2 separate regions of the Homo sapiens genome follow, and region 1 is linked to region 2. Evidence: read pairs that join two places in POLR2A ChIA-PET (ENCODE). Cell type or tissue: MCF 10A. All regions are shown on one strand. Each heading gives the region's core, and the rest is flanking DNA. Links, peaks and the distances in the headings are about the cores only. Region 1 has its middle 33 kb from the start of MKLN1-AS. Region 2 has its middle 55 kb from the start of LINC-PINT.

Region 1 (2,920 bases), core at 169-2,668, 130 kb before region 2:
TGAGTTTGGTTTTAAAAAATCCAGATACAAGTGGACCCATGCAATTCAAACCCATGTTCTTCAAGGGGCAACTGTAAATTGAAACTTCAAACTGATTTAAAATGGAAGGGAAAAATCTCGTTCCCACTCTTATCACAAGGCAAGCACTGTTAATTATTTCTGGTGTATTTTTTCTATATTAAGATATATAAAATAGACTCCATTTTTACACAGAGCAAATAATATATATCATCCTATACCTTGCTTTGTTCATTTAGTAATATAGCAGAAATATTTCCATAATAGCACATGTAGATGTTTTAATCATTGGATGGGCCATAAATTTATTTGTTGCCTAACTGATGAACTTTAAATCATTTCTACTTACACTATTATTATAAACAACATTTCCATCAATATCCTTATACACATGTCATTGGGGACTTGTATGACTCTCTGTAGGATAAATTCCTTTCAATGAAATTGCTGGATCAAAATATATGTACATTTAAGATTGGGTTAATGTTCCTAAATTGTAACCGCCAAAAAAGTTGTTCCTTTATATTCATCGACAGTGTAAGTTTCACTGTAACTTTGCCAAAACTAAGTTTTATTGAATTTAAAAATTTTTGTCACTCATAGGTAAAAATGGTATCACACTGTTGTGACCTGCATTTTTCTAAGCACTAATGAAGCTAAGTATTTTTTCAAGTGTTTTTTCCTTTTTTTTTTTTTTTGGATAGGACGTTGCTCTGTTACCCAGGCTGGAGTGCAGTAGTGGAATCATTACTCACTGCAGCCTCCATCTCCCAAGCTCAAGCAGTTCTCCTGCCTCAGCCTCCCTTGAAGCTGGCACTACAGGCAAGTAACACCATGTCCAGTTAATTTATTTTATTTTTAGTAGAGACGAGGTCTTGCTGTGTTGCCCAGGCTGGTATCAGACTCCTAAGCTCAAGTGATCTTCCCACCTTGGCCCCAAAGTGTTGGGATTATAGGCGTGAACTACCACACCTGGCTTTTTGCCACTCTATTTGTATGAAATATTTGTTCCTATTCTTTATGCCTTTTTTTTTCTTTTTTCCCTCATAAAACTGTAAGATCTTTTAGTAAAATAAAGAAATAAGCACTTTTTCTGTTGGATTGCAACTTTTTCTACTGTGTCATTTGTCTTTGGCTCTATTCATGGTGTGTTCTTGTTGTTGTTGTCATTTTTATTCTTACCATATAAAGGTTTTAAATGTTTTACACAATGTGTTTATCAGCATTTATCTTTTTGGTTTCTGAGTTCTGCCTGTGTTTTAAATGTTAGCTCTTGGCTGGGCATGGTGGCTCATGCCCATAATCCCAGCACTTTGAGAGACCAAGGTGGGAGGATTGCTTGAGCCCAGGAGTTTGAGACCAGCCTGGGCAACATAGTGACACTCTGTCTTTACAAAATAAAATAAAATAAAAATAAGAGCAAAAATTAAAATTAAAAAAAATAAACCTTAGCTCTCTTGCAAAATAGGTCTCTTTGCAGTTGCCATTTTAATGCACCAGAGCTTGATTTGAATTCCCCTGTCACACGGTAGAGGTTAAGAAATTAGGTTTTTCTGTGGAAAGAGAAAACTTACAAAGGGAAAGTCATTAAGAGAAGGGAAGGCACAAGGACCCCATCCTCCCGTCGTCCTCTGGGTGACCTGCTAGCCTCACGAGATGGTTTGCGTTCCAAGGAAGGGAACTCTGTCCTTCTTTGGGTCTCTTTTTTGTATGTAGCAAGTGTGAGAGCAGCCTTATCATGAAAGGAATAATCAGATTATCTTGGCACCAGGCAGCCTGGAATTTATTGTCAGCTGTTTACCAGAGATATCTGGGAAACGCACACAAGCTGCCCAGCATCTAGACTTTGGTTCCTGTGGAATGTTACACAAGGGAAAGGAAGACAGTGGTCCCTTGGGAAGATGAGCTTGTGTACAGTTTCTCAGGCTGAGAGAAGCCCCCTTCCTCAGCCCTAGCTCTCCACACCTGGTTTGAGCTAGCTCATTTCCCAGGCAACACAAAATGAGCACTCAGATTCATTTAAAACAAGCCTCCTCCTTCTATCACGTTAGATTAATGAAGAGCCAGGCAGTAGAGATGCAATAAACTCGTTCTTTCCCCAATTTTTTATTTTGAAAATTTTCAGACCCACAAAGATGGAAGAATAGTACAAGGAATGTGCCTATATGCTTCACCTAGATTCACCAATTATTAACACTTTTTTCACTTTTGCTTTATCTCTTTCTGTAAATATACATTTTTAACCGTTGAAGCATTAGAAAGTAAGTTGAATACTTTACAGTTATTCACTTAAAATAATTCAGCATACATCTCCTAAGAATAAGGGCATTTTCCTCCATTACTACAGTTCCATTTTCAGGCCTGGGAAAATTAACAGTGATTCAATAATAACATCTTTAAGTTCAGATTCAGATTTCTTCATTCGTACCAAATGTCTTTTACATAGCCTTTGATCCAAGATATTAACAAGGTCCATACATTGCATTTGATTCCGTTTCTCTAGTCCAGTGCCCCAAGACAGACTTTTAGCAACGCTTGGAGACATTTTTGATTGTCATGACTGGGTGTGCTACTGGTATCTAGTATCTAGAGACCAGGGATGCCTGCTAAAGAGCCTGAATTCACAGGACAGCCCCCTACAACAAAGAATGACCTAGTCCCAAATGTCATTTAATACCTAAATTGAAAAACCCTGTTCTAGACTATCAAGAACCATTTCCCTACTTTATTTGCTTTTCATGACACTGACTTTTATTATTATTAATTAATGAACTTAGAGACAGGGTCTCACTCTATTGCCCAGGCTAGAGAGCAGTGGCGTGATCATAGTTCACTGCAGCCTCAAACTCCTGGTCTCAAGTGATCCTCTTGCTTCAGCCTCTGGAGTAGCTGGTACTACAGG
Region 2 (2,920 bases), core at 273-2,772:
ATGATTACGTTAGCCAGTGTGTTCGGAATGGGCTAAATGTGCTCGAAATCAAACTCAGCATCTTTCCCGGCAAACCTCCTACAGTCTCAGCATCTCCATCCTCTGACTCACCAATGCTCAAAACCATAGTAATCTTTTACATCCCAAAACCAATTGTCGCCAAGCTCTGTCAATACTCCCTCTGGAATGTCTCTTGCATTTGCCTTCTCTGTCCATTCCTACCGCCAAAAGCCTACCATAATCATTTTCTTTTTTTTTTGAAACAGAGTCTCCCAGGCTGGAGTGCATGGGCATGATCACAGCTCATTGCAGCCTCGACCTCCCAGGTTCAAGCAGTCCTCCCATCTCAGCCTCCTGCACAGCCGGAACCACAGGTGCACACTGCCACTCTCAGCTAACATTTGTATTTTTTGTAGAGATGGGGTTTCGCCATGTTGCCCCGGCTAGTCTCGAATTCCTGGGCTCAAGCGATCTGACTGCCTTGGCCTCCCAAAGTGCTGGGATTACAGGCATGAGCTACCGTGCCTAGCCCCATAACCGTTTTCTAACTCATCTCCCGGCCTTCTACCTTTCTGCTCACCCTCGTACCACCCGGTGCCGCTAGAACAATCTTCCTAGCAAAGCTGATCACTCGTGTTATCTTATTTGTCTCCCTGCTCTTCACCACTCAAAAGGTCTAAATTCTTCAGACTGGAATTCAAGCCCTACCACAATTTGATCTTAATCTAGTGCTCAAAACTTATCTCCCATTGTTTTATTCAGAATTAACTGTGCCTTCCTAACAAGTTCCTTGAACCAGCTCTGTACTTTATTACTGTACATTTTTGCTTACATCGTCTCCACTTCCCTACACCTTCTGTGTAAAACACTCTTCCCTTGGGCCGGGCGTGGTGGCTCACGCCTGTAATCCTAGCACTTTGGAAGGCCGAGGCGGGCAGATCACAAGGTCAGGAGTTCGAGACCAGCCTGGCCAACATGGTGAAATTCTGTTTCTATTAAAAATACAAAAAATTAGCCAGGCATGGTATCGCGTGCCTGTAATCCCAGCTACTCAGGAGGCTGAGGCAGGAAAATCGCTTGAACCTGGGAGGCAGAGGTTGCAGTGAGCAGAGATCGCGCCATTACACTCCAGCCTGGGCAACAAGAGTGAAACTCTGTCTCAAAAAAGCAAAAGAAAACAACAACAACGAAAACACCCTTCCCTCAAAGCCCCACCCAGAAATCCTACCCACACTTCCGGGATCCCAAATATCACTTTCTTCATGAAGCCATCCCCACTCTCCCTGGCTGGAATGATGTTTTTTTTCTTCTGTGCCCCATAAGTTCTATTCCACTACTCACACATTCTGTACCACATTATACTATCATTTTGTGAATATACTTTCCTTCCTGCCAGGTGATAAGCTCCTTGAGGATCCGTGTCTTGTTCATCGTTGTTGCTCCTACAGCACTTATTTCAATGCCTTGAACATAGTAGGTTTCCAAGAAAGGTTTGTGGACTTGAATTCTCCAGGGCCTTGTTGCCAATTTGTTCTTGCAACAGAACTAGAATTCAGGTCATCTGATTCCCAGCTCCCTATCCCTTTCCCAATACCATTCTCTCTCTGTCTTCCTTCTATGATTCATTGTCATCTCATCTGAATGACATTTGAAACCGCTAAGGAATTTTATGGAAGAGTGACTAAACAAAAAACAAATGCTGGAATGTATTTTCCATGTAGCTATTTAAGCCAAAGTGAACCTAATGAAGGGGCACTAAAAATCTGATCCTGAATAAAAAATAAAATAGAAACAAACAACAAAAAAAATGGCACATATATGTCTAGAAACGTTTTAGCTTCTTAGGGCTTGATTTTTGGCTTGCATTAATCTTATAGGAGTCCAGTTGCCATGTTTCTTGGTAAGCTATAAAGTTGTAGTCTGGGGGAAGAAATAAAAAACAAATAAGTGGCCGGGTGTGGCAGCACACACCTGTAATCCTAGTACTTTGGGAGGCCAAGGCAGGCAGATTGCTTGAGATCAAGGTTTTGAGACCAGCCTGGCTAACATAGTGAGACCACATCTCTACCAAAAAAGATACAAAAATTAGCTAGGCATGGTGGTGTGTGCCTGTAGTCCCAGCTACTCAGGAAGCTGAGTTGGGAGGGTTGCTTGAGCCCAAGGAGCAGAGGTTGCAGTGAGCTTAGATCTTGCCACTGCACTCCAGCCTCAGTGACAGAGTGAGACCCTGTCTCAAGAAAAAACAAAAACAAAAACAAAGCAAGTAAGTCTATTTTTCTGTTTAAAAGCTCTTAGCAACATTTTTAGCCCCTAATAATATGAGAGGGTTTAAACATTTGGGAACGAGGCCCTGTGGCAAAGCTTAATTTGCAATTATTCCAATCCTCCCCCTGCCTTCCCAACTTGGAAAAATAGCCCAAGGAGCTACTGTTCTAAACTGGGCATCCTCTTCGGTATTTGAAGTTTAAAAAGTAAATTATACCCGTGATACATGTTATATACAAGTATAATATATGTAAAATGCAAATAAAATTGTCATAGCATTTAACAACTAGTAATCGTTAGCATTAATGATATACACACGAGAGTTACTTGTGAGCGAAGAACACTGATGCCCTTAGGAAAAAGAAGATTTTACCAAGTTAAAATATATATTTTAGAGAATGGTTTAATATTTTAGAGAATGGCTTAATATTTCAGAGAATGGTTTCTCTCCTTGACAGTTTTGTCTCTCCTCTCCACTGAAACTTAGAAGAGGGCAGGATTGCTGTGAAGAATGTCCTATTGAGGTTTTCACAAATTCGAATGAAATGGGATGAAATTAAAACCCTCCACTTTACAGGGAAAAGGGATGAAAATGAAGCACTCATTCATCTCAGTCTACTCCATCTCAATCTGAATGTTACAGCAGAGGCTGACC

Evidence for each region. ChIA-PET counts read pairs that join two places held together with the same protein. Peaks named below come from ENCODE experiments on the same cell type or tissue, not always from the same donor. Only the 100,000 strongest peaks of a DNase experiment are listed, where the experiment ranks them.
Region 1: POLR2A ChIA-PET joins it to region 2 with 6 read pairs; 5 of 35 experiments call an interaction of 5 or more read pairs at or near these places.

Annotation. Positions count from the first base shown.
Region 1 is chr7:131,293,680-131,296,599 of GRCh38, reverse strand. It overlaps a transcript of MKLN1 not described here. Among named protein-coding and RNA genes, the nearest start is that of MKLN1-AS, 33 kb to the left of the region's middle. In MCF 10A, for the core only: no CTCF peak of the experiment used is centred there; no DNase peak of the experiment used is centred there.
Region 2 is chr7:131,163,444-131,166,363 of GRCh38, reverse strand. It overlaps a transcript of MKLN1 not described here. Among named protein-coding and RNA genes, the nearest start is that of LINC-PINT, 55 kb to the right of the region's middle. RefSeq lists an enhancer at 1,316-2,515. In MCF 10A, for the core only: no CTCF peak of the experiment used is centred there; a DNase peak (open chromatin) is centred at 1,593.